2 separate regions of the Homo sapiens genome follow, and region 2 is linked to region 1. A link is an interaction called in ENCODE POLR2A ChIA-PET data of the cell type or tissue named here. Cell type or tissue: Panc1. All regions are shown on one strand. Links, peaks and the distances in the headings refer to the core of each region. The heading gives the core; the rest is flanking DNA. Region 1 has its middle 13 kb from the start of SHLD1. Region 2 has its middle 16 kb from the start of GPCPD1.

Region 1 (5,375 bases), core at 193-5,192:
CCCTGGCTGGAATGCAGACACAATGGCTTGAACTCAAGCAACTGCTTTGGGTCATGAAGGGGAAACCACGTGTTTAAATGGCAAAGAAACAAGATAGAAGAAATCTTAGTCTGGTATGATAATGAAGCCTGTAATCAGCACTGGACCAGCTGCCCCTGGTCCAGTGCTGATTTTTTTACATGAAGAAAAAATCTACATGCACAAGTTTTCTGTTATATGTAACTGAAGCTAATCCGAAATTGTCCGTTCTCCCTGCTCTCGTGGTCAGCCTCACCTGCATTTATATTCTGTCAATTCCAGATGCCTATGTCTTTCTCAACTCCCTGTTTCAGCTTCCTCTGGGTCTTTTTGAATACCTAACTCATGGTTTGACCTGGCATCAGCTCTGCTTGTTCAAATCTCTGATCAAAGGCATACCAAATTTGCCTCTGGGGCATCTCTGTTTATATTTTACTTCTGATTAAATTGCAGTGGAAATCCCACAAATTATTTCTCACTTATTTTTGGTACTGCATCATTTTCATAGTGCTATCAATAACTATGCCATCATGTTTTATAGAAGAAAACGTATGAATTCCTTTATATCTTGTGGGTGGAAAAAGGTATTTCTAACTCAAAGTTGAGATGTAATAAAAGATTAATAAATGTGATAATTTAAAAAGAAGAGGCCAGGCATGTTGGCTCACACCTGTAATCCTGGCACTTTGGGAGGCCAAGGCAGGCAGCTCACCTGAGGTCAGGAGTTTGAGACTAGCCTGGCCAACAAGGTGAAACCCCATCTCTACTAAAAATATAAAAATTAGCTAGGCATGGTGGCAGGCGCCTGTAATCCTAGTTACTTGGGAGGCTGAGGCAGGAGAATTGCTTCAATCTGGGAGGCCGAGGTTGTAGTCAGCCGAGATCGCGCCACTGCACTCCAGCCTGGGTGACAAAGCAAGGCTTCGTCTTAAAAAAAAAAAAAATCACACACACACACACACACACACACACACACACACACGCACGCACACAATAAAATGAAGAAATTTTGCATGACAAAAAGTACAATAAGCAAACTAAAAAATAACCCCACCATAAATAAAGTCAAAAGACAGGTAAATGACTTGGAGGAAATAATTTGCAACATGTATTACATGTGTTATGGATAAAGGGATTAATCCCCTTATCTGTCTATTGAACAAGTTGAGAGGGAGAAATTGGCTGGAGAACAGAAAGGAAGAGAAGGGGAGGGAAAGGAAGAAAAGGGAAGAGAAGGAAGGGGAGAGGAGGGGAGGAGAGGAGAGGAGAAGGAAGGGAAGAAAATGAACAGAGTGAGTATCCTGTGAACATGCTGGGACAGAGGATAGGGCATAGGAAGACAAAAAGGGACTGTCATCAACTTTGGTGCTAAACGAAGGGAAAGAGGAGCAGGTGGCCCAGATCTGGATGGGTTTGGATGTTTAATTGCATGAGGAAGCAAGTCAACAGCTGCGAAGGAGAAGAGGGAAATTTAAAATAATCCTGGTGGAGGGGAGGAGCCTGTATTTGGCTAAAAGACCAGACTCTGTTGAGTGAGTGCAGCTGGTGAGGATGAATTTACAAAGGAGTTGTTGTCCCTATGAGTGACTTTTCCCTGGCAGTTCTTGAGAATAGAGTTATTTGACTTTTTATTGTCTTCTCACGCAAAGGAGTCCCTTCTAATTTGACTTTGTCATTATGGGAACTTTTTCCCTACAGATCCATAAGGAGGAAAGAAATGAAGGGATGGTCAGCAAAAAGCAGTTTAATTACTACTAAAAATAGCATAGGCCGGGTGCAGTGGCTCACAACTATAATCCTAGCACTTTGGGAGGCTGAGATGGGTGGATCACTTGAGGTCAGGAGTTCGTGACCATCCTGGCCAACATGGCAAAACCCTGTCTCTACTAAAAATATAAAAATTAGTTGGGCTCAGTGGCATGTACCTGTAATCCCAGCTATTAGAGAGGCTGAGGCAGGAGAACAGCTTGAACCTGGGAGGCAGAGGTGGCAGTAAGCCGAGATCATGCCACTGCACTCCAGCCTGGGCAACAGAGCGAGACTCCATCTTAAAAAAAAAAAAAAAAAAAGCATAGACAAGGCATGGTGGTTTACGCCTGTAATCCCAGCACTGTGGGAGCCTGAGGTGGGAGGACTGCTTGAGCCCAGGAGTTCAAGACCAGTCTGGACAACACAGTGAAACTCCCTGTGTAGCTAGGCATGGTGGTACATGCCTTGTATTCCCAGCTACTTGGTGGGAAGTGGGGAGGGAGAATAGGGTGGACTGCTAAGGCAGGAAGATCACTTGATCGTGGGAGATCAAGGCTGCAGTGAGCCATGATCGTGCCACAGCACTCCAGCCTGGGTGACACAGTGAAATCCTGTCTCAAAATAAATACAAATTTTAAAAGTATGTTCAATTCATTAAGTTTGTCAAGTAAAACAAGTAAGCAACATCAGACACAGAGAGAGGTAGAAAAACTCAGAAGTTTCTGAAAGGGACATTACGGACAACTGTTAGGGGAAGGCTGGTGGTAAGTTTTTCTTATCACCTTAATTCAGAGGACACTCTCACTACTTTTTGCAACATGGTTGGGTGACTAAGCCCTTGCTCAGAGTTCAAAGTCCTAATGCTATTAATCTCTGAGATGATTCTCTGAAGAGGGTAGGACGCAGATTGTCTACGTCTGAAGTGGCTGTGGGTGCAGAAGATATCTAAACATTTGCAATTTGTTTGTTCCTTCTTTGCCACAACCCCACCCCCACTCCATGCAATCTGCAGATTAAATACACATGAATTGTTTCCTGTTATGAAAATCTCCTCTGCTGGGTGCAGTGGCTCATGCCATGACTGAGATCACGCCATTGCACTTCAGCCTGGGCGACAGGGCGAGACTCCATCCCAAAAAAAAAAAAGAAAATCTCCTCATGCCCAGGGCTCATAAGAATGGCCTTGGGCCTTAGGGGATGGTAAATTACATGCTAAGAGAATGTGAACATGGCTAAGTTATTTTGTAAAGGGGAAAAGGCATTAGGACCTTGGCATCCTTAATGAGAGCAGAATACTGACTAATGCTCCATAGAAAAGATTAGCAAATCTGTAATGACAATATTATTAAAAAGAAAAAAAAAAAGCCAGTCCTCTGGGGTTCAGAGGAAGGAAAAGTCTCAGGTGTCCTGCCTGGAAAGCTATGTCTGCATCTAAGTACTGCCAGAGCCCCAGCTCTGTGGGTCTGCAGGGCTGTGCACCAGAAGACCGAAAAGCTGCTATGGAGTCACTGGTCTGCTTTGATGGGTAGCTGCTGTTTGTTGGGAAACTGCTGTTTTCAGGTAGGGAAGGATGTGATGTCAGGGAGAACCCAGCCAGAGTTGAGATTTCCTTGCTGTTTGAAGGTAGATTGTCAGCGTGGGCTTGTTTCTGTGGGTTATGTTGACCTGGAAGTCTTCCAGCCCTTAGATCCATAGGGCTGGTTCTAGGCAAGAAGGTCTGTGTCTCCCTCCTGAGAAGCCTCCGATACCCCCTGACTCTGGGAGAGACTTCTAGGCATCATTCTAATAACCCAGCTTCAAACTTACTGCCTATGCAGAGAGCTGATGTGAAAGTATTTGCATTTTGAAGGGGGACTCCACAGGACTCAAAGAAATGCATTTCATTTTGTTTTGTTTTAAGATAGTCTCACTCTGTTACCCAGGCTGGAGTGCAGTGGCACAATCTAGGCTCACTGCAACCTCTGCCTCCCAGGTTGAAGCAATTCTCCTGCCTCAGCCTCCTGAGTAGCTGGGACTACAGGCGTGTGCCACCATGCCTGGCTAATTTTTTGTATTTTTTGGTAGAGATGGGGTTTCACCATGTTGGCCAGGCTGGTCTCCAACTCCTGGCTTCAAGTGATCCACCTGCCTCGGCCTCTGAAAGTGCTGGGATTGCAGGCGTGAGCCACCACATCTGTCCAGGAATGCATTTCTAATGGTGGAACTGCAAGTACGTAGAGTGAAAAAGATACTTTGGGCAGGATGTTCTACCCTGTGCTGTTCAAATTACCTGTTAAATAGGAATCAGGTAATTTGTGGGTATTAGTGGGTAGCCACCCACTTCATCCTTTTGAGAGCCTGGCTCTGCCCTTTGGAAGTTTAGAAACATCTGGCTCACCGTTTTTCTGAAAAGTATGCTGACTTCAGTCAGTTGTAAGGACTTACTGATAATGAGTATTTACAACTAGACACTATTAGTGGACAGCAGGTTAAGTGCTTTTCTCTTTCAGAGAAAAGGTTTTATTATCTCCTTTTTTTTTTTTTAGGGGGGGACAGGGTCTCACTCTGTTACCCAGGCTGGAGTGTTGTGGCATGGTGTCGGCTCACTGCAACCTCCATCTCTCAGGTTCAAGCAATTCTCCTGCCTCAGCCTCTCGAGTAGCTGGGATTACAGGCACCCACTATCACACCCAGCTAATTTTTGTATTTTTAGTAGAGACCATGTTTCACCATGTTGGCCAGGCTGGCCTCAAACTCCTGACCTCAGGTGACCCACCCGCCTCGGCCTCCCAAAGTGCTGGGATTACAGGCGTGAGCCACCGTGCCCGGCTGCCTCCTTTTTATAGAACAGGAACAACAGGAGCCCCAGGAGCTGGTGCTGCGGCCTGCAGGAGACATGAAGTTAGCACTTTGCCTCTCTCCTGAGTCTATATGGCCATCCACAACAAAGGAGGAAGCCAATTAAAGATAATAAGCCTAAGGAAAGCGATGTCTTCAGATTATTTTCTACTTCAATTGAGTTGGGGCATCTGAGTTTCTTAATTACACATTTTTCTTTCATTTATGCTTTTATTAGTGATTTTCCATGGCTTGGGCTTTAAGAAAGCCACTTTAGCAACGAGGCACTCTGACACTGGGGTTGTTATAACACACATGAGAGATGTTTCTAAAACACACAGAGGATTTGGGTCACAGCTATTCAGTACAGGGTTGTCTGCTGTATCTATTTTAATGATTTAATAATTAATGAGTTCAACATGCTCTGGTTCAATTTTTTTCTTCAATTAATACTAACTTTCAAATTATTTTCTGAGATTGGGAATAGTAATTGTTATTCATTTTCAGATAATAGCACTCTTCGCAGTTTTTTTTTTTTTTTTTTCGAGACAGAGTCTTGCTCTGTCACCCAGGCTGGAGTGCAGTGGCATTATCTCGGCTCACTGGAACCTCTACCTCCAGGGTTCAAGCGATTCTCCTGCCTCAGCCTCCCAAGTAGCTGGGACTATAGGCACGTTCCACCATGCCAGGCTAATTTTTTGTATTTTTAGTAGAGACGGGGTTTCACCGTGTTAGCCAGGATGGTCTCGATCTCCTGACCTCGTGATCCGCCCGCCTCGGCCTCCCAAAGT
Region 2 (5,375 bases), core at 305-5,304, 110 kb before region 1:
TGAACCTGGGAGGTTAAAGTTGCAGTGAGCCAAGATCACGCCATTGCACTCTAGCCTGGGCGGCGGAGTGAGACTCCGTCTCAATCAATCAATCAATCAATAATATTAGTTGATTTTAGAGAATTTGTAACCACCCAGTGGGTTCACCTTGCCTGCTATCTAGATAGAGCTGATTTCTCAAGACAGGGGAATTGCAATAGAGACAGTAATTAACACAGAGCTGGTACAGGAGACTGGAGTTTTATTATTACTCAAATCAGTCTTCCCGAGCATTTGGGGATCAGAGGTTTTTCTTTTTTTTTTGTGAGAGAGTCTTGCTTGTTGCCCAGGCTGGAATCCAGTGGCTCAATGCTCAATCTCGGCTCACTGCAACCTCCGCCTCCCAGGTTGAAGCAATCCTCCTGCCTCAGCCTCCCAACTAGCGGGGATTACAGGCACACACCACCAGACCCGGCTAATTTTTGTATTTTTAGTAGAGATGGGATTTTACCATGTTGGCCAGGCTGGTCTTGAACTCCTGACCTCAGATGATTTGCCCACCTCGGCTTCCCAAAGTGCTGGGATTACAGGTGTGAGCCACTACGCCTGGCCAGGGGATCAGAGTTTTTAAGGACAACTTAGTGGGTGGGAGGAAGCTGGTAAGCCGAGAATGTGGATGGGCCATGTCAGAGATGAAATTATAGGGAGTTGAAGCTGTCTTCTTGCACTGAGTCAGTTCCTGAGTGGGGCCACAAGGTCAGATGAACCAGGTTATCTTTCTGGGTGTTGCCAGCTGATCCATCAAGGGCAGAGTTTGCAAAATATCTCAAGCACTAATCTTAGGAGCAGTTTAGGGTGGGTCAGCATCTTGTAGCCTCCAGCTGCATGACTCCTAAACCATGATTTCTAATCTTGTGGCTAATTTGTTAATCCTACAAAGGCAGTCTAGTCCCCAGGCAAGAAGGAGGGTTTTTTTGGGAAAGGACTGTTATTGTCTTTGTTTTAAACTATAAACTAAGTTTCTCCCAAAGTTAGTTCAGCCTATGCCCAAGAATGAACAAGGACAGCTTGGAAGTTAGAAGCAAGATGGAGTTGGTTAGGTCAGCTCAGTTATAATTTTGCAATGGTGGCTTCAACATTTTTCTGGGTTTGGGGAGAGAAGTTCCAGGCAGGGAATTGACCACAGAAGGGTTCTATAGAAAAATGGCCTCAGGTGGCGGGGCGCGGTGGCTCACGCCTGTAATCCCAACTCTTTAGGAGGCCAAGGCGGGTGGGTCACCTGAGGTCAGCAGTTCGAGACCAGCCTGGCCAACATGGTGAAACCCCATCTCTACTAAAAATACAAAAAGTAGCCGGGCGTGGTGGCAGGCACCTGTAATCCCAGCTACTCAGGAGGCTGAGGCAGGAGAATCACTTGAACCTGAGAGGCCGAGGTTGCAGTGAGCCGAGATCGTGCCATTGCACTCCAGCCTGGGGGACAAGAGTGAGACTTCATCTCAAAAAAAAAAAGAAAAGAAAAACAGCCTCAGGTTGGGTGCAGTGGCTTATGCCTGTAATCCCAGCACTTTGGGAGGCCAAGGTGGGAGGATCACTTAAACCCAGGAGTTCAAGACCAGCCTGGGCAATATGGCGAGACCCTGTCTCTACAAAAACTAAAAAATTTAGCCAAGTGTAGTGGCCTGTGCCTGTGGTCTCAGCTTCTTGGGAGGCTGAGGTGGGAGGATTGCTTGGGCCTGAAAAGGCCATAGTGAGCCACGATCACGTCACCATACTCCAAGACACTGAGACAGTATGACCCTGTCTCAAAAAAAAAAAAAAAAAAAAAAAGGAAAATAAAAGAAAATGGTATCACTGTCTAATAAAGTATCAAAACATCATTAAAATCAGTGATTATGTCCTTAGGTCCCAGATCAAACTCCAGAGAAGCCATTTTCAAATCACCAATTCATGATTCAAATTATAGAATTATAACCAAAGTGAGGACCCATAGTATAAGGCAAACAGCCAAAATTCTTTCCCTAGAAGATCAAAACATCTTTTGAAAATTTTTAAGGAACTCAGAGCTCTAAGATTCCCGTGTTACCCAAAAATCTCTTTTTGTCTTCAAAATAATGCTGATCTGTAGTATGCCAGTGATAGGGACAGGAGTCAGAGAAATTGTAGGCAGAAAAGGGCAGAGTCCCTGGTAAAGCCCTACCCTCAAGCCTGGAACCTTCGCCCAAAATGAGAACATGCATTCCTGTTTTCCCACTTGAAAGTTGCCTTTTCCAAAACCACCCATGACCCACCCTGCCACTCATCCTGTACCCATGGAAACCCCTGACCTGACTGGCAGAGGGCAGAGAAGGGGAGAAGAGAAGCAGCTGGACATCAGAGAGTGCAGTTTGATGTCAGAGAGAAGCAGCTTGACTTCAGAGGGATGGCTTGACAACCTTGCTTCCGTCCCCAGCTGGACTCCAGGGGAAGATCACCTTCCCACTCCATCCCCCTTCTGGCTCCCCTTCCTGCTGAGAGCCACTTTCATCAGCAATAAAATCCTCTGTATTCACCACTCTTCAGTTCATTTGTGTGACCTGATTTTTCCTGGATGCTAATCAAGAGCTCGAGTGCCACGGGTGCGGATGCTAAAGGCTGTCACACTGACCTTCTGCCCTCGCTGGCAGAGAGCAACCACCTCACGAAAAAAGAGAGGGCCCACTGAGCTGTTTAACATAGATGGCAAAGCTAAAAGAGCACTATAACACACACCCTCTGGGGCCTTGGGGGTCGTGGGTACTCCCCGCTAGACACTGCCAGGGGCCCACATGGAATTTTGCTCCTGTTGTCACCCAAAAGCACTCACTCTGGCACCTGCACCTGCTCACCTGCATCCTCCCCCTTCTGTGAGGGGTTGAGAGCTGTGAGCTGAGTAAGCGAGGCATCCCTGTCATGAGGCCCATGATGGGATCAAGGAAAATTTCCTGTTTCACCAGGTTCAGCCAAACCAAGATGCCCACATCTCTTTATATAGTATGCAGTTTTCTTTTCATCTCTGTTTTTTTTTTATGATGTCTCTTTTCATCTCTCTTTTTAAATACTATTGGTGCATGTTCTCTGTGTTCTGTATACCAAAGTCATATCATAAACTATATTATGAATCTATAGTTTCAGAAGGCTTCCCTTTGCTTGCTTCAAGTAATTCTCTACCTTTTGGCCTCAGTGCAATATGAGGAAGAGGAGGAGGCAGATGTGATGAACACGAAGCCCTGTTGCACCTCTGCAGAAGAGGCCCCACAGTCATTTTCAACACAAGGCTCCAAGGAGAACCCACTAGCACAGTAGGCTGGAAAGAAACATATTTGCTCCCCTGTCTAGCTGTGAATGTGTTCAACTCAGTTCTGTCTTCCTGTCTCTCTTACAACACTCATGAGAAATATCGTTTACAGACACCACTGTGTACCCATGGGTGTCTCATCCAACTGTTATTAAATGCCCTGGGGCCTTGGCTGCATCTCCTTTCTTGGTACTCCCACCCCAGACAGAATATCATAACATCCATGAGTGGCAATGACATTATTATTCCTGCTCTAATTTATTTTTTAAAATAATTTGCATGCATCAGTATACAACCCAATCTCGCTTACTTGCTTGCTTTTCTTTTCTTTTTCTTTTTTCTTTTTTTGAGTCATTCTTGCTCTGTCGCCCAGGCTAGAGTACAGTGGTGCCATCTGGCTCACTGCAGCCTCCTCTGCCCGGGTTCAAGCAATTCTCGTGCCTTGGCCACCAAAGTAGCTGGGACTACACATATGCACCACAACTCCTGCCTAACTTTTGTATTTTTTCTAGTAGAGATGTGGTTTCGCCATGTTGGTCAGGCTGGTCTTGAACTCCTGACCTGAAGTGATCTGCCCGGCTTGGCCTCCCAAAGTGCTGGGATTACAGGCCTGAGCTACCCTGCCCTGCCTCTAAACTTTTATTATAATCCAAACAGAATTGCATTCAACAATTGCTCAAGGCCGGGTGTGGTGGCTCACACCTGTAATTCCAACACTCTGGGAGCCTGAGGTGGAAGGATTGCCTGAGGCCAGGAGTTCAAGACTAGCCTGGACAAAATAGAGAGACTCCATGTGTCCCAAAAAAAAAAAAAAAAAAAAAATAGGCCTATAATCTCAGCACTTTGGGATGCCAAGGTGGGTGGATCACCTGAGGTCAGGAGTTCAAGACCAGCCTGGCCAACATGGCGAAATCCCGTCACTACTAAAATTACAAAAGTAGCTGGGTATGGTGGTGCATGCCTGTAGTCCCAGCTACTGGGGAGGCTGAGGCAGGAGAATCACTTGAACCCAGAAGGGGGAGGTTTCAGGGAGCCAAGGTCATGCCACTGCACTCCAGCCTGGGTGACAAAGCAAGGCTCCCTCCGTCTCAAAAAAAAAAAAAAAAAAAAAAAAGCCAGGCGTGATGGTACATGCTATAGTCCCAGCTACTCAGGAGGCTTAGGCAAAAGGATGGCATAAGCTGAGGAGTCTGAGGCTGCAGTGAGCTGTGATAATGCCACTGCACTCCAGCCTGGGTGACAGAGCAAGACCCTGACTCTAAAAAAGAAAGAAAAAAAAAATTGCTCAAATGCTTCATCATTGAAAAAAGCATTTCATATGTTGGGACTGCCTTTCATAAGTCATAATTAAGCCAGAACTGAATTCTCCATCAAGACTGTTGGCAGTTAATGGCATTTTAAATTTTCTTCTTTTGGTATATTGGCATTTTCTAATTTTCTATCATGAACACTTGTTACCATTTCAAGTAGAGAATAACTGCATACTAGGCAATGTGCTAAGAATTTTACATGCATTATCTTACTAACTGCTCCCAACCATCTTTGTTTTTTTTGTTTTGTTTTGTTTTTGTTGTTGTTTTTTTTTTTTTTTTTGAGATGGAGTCTTGTTTTGTCGCCCAGGCTGGAGTGCAGTGTCACAATCTCAGCTCACTGCAACCTCTGCCTCCAGGGTTCAAGTGATTCTCCTGCCTCAGTCTCCCGAGTAGCTGGGATTACAGGCCCCAGCCACCACACCTGGCTAATTTTTGTATCTTTAGTAGAGACGGGATTTCACCATGTTGGCCAGGCTGGTCTCAAACTCCTGACCTCAAGTGATCCACCCGCCTCGGCCTCCCAAAGTGCTGGGATTACAGGCGTGAGCCACCACGCCTGGCCCATCTTTGAAATACTATTGTTAGTACATTTTACAGCAAAGGAAACAAAAGCCATAAAGGTTAAATAACGTACCTAGTTCAGCTTGGCTGTGCGGCTTTATACAAACCACTAATTCTCTTAGGCCCTTAGTTTTATGGCCTATAAAACTGAGATAGTATCTCCCTCATTAAATGTAAGGATTAAAAAAGAATGCCAACTGTGAAGGAGT

The links. ChIA-PET counts read pairs that join two places held together with the same protein. Peaks named below come from ENCODE experiments on the same cell type or tissue, not always from the same donor. Only the 100,000 strongest peaks of a DNase experiment are listed, where the experiment ranks them.
Region 2: POLR2A ChIA-PET joins it to region 1 with 5 read pairs; 14 of 35 experiments call an interaction of 5 or more read pairs at or near these places.

Annotation. Positions count from the first base shown.
Region 1 is chr20:5,734,803-5,740,177 of GRCh38, forward strand. No RefSeq gene overlaps it. Among named protein-coding and RNA genes, the nearest start is that of SHLD1, 13 kb to the right of the region's middle. In Panc1, for the core only: no CTCF peak of the experiment used is centred there; a DNase peak (open chromatin) is centred at 2,619; H3K27me3 peaks cover 249 bases.
Region 2 is chr20:5,624,468-5,629,842 of GRCh38, forward strand. No RefSeq gene overlaps it. Among named protein-coding and RNA genes, the nearest start is that of GPCPD1, 16 kb to the left of the region's middle. RefSeq lists an enhancer at 1,048-1,549. In Panc1, for the core only: no CTCF peak of the experiment used is centred there; no DNase peak of the experiment used is centred there.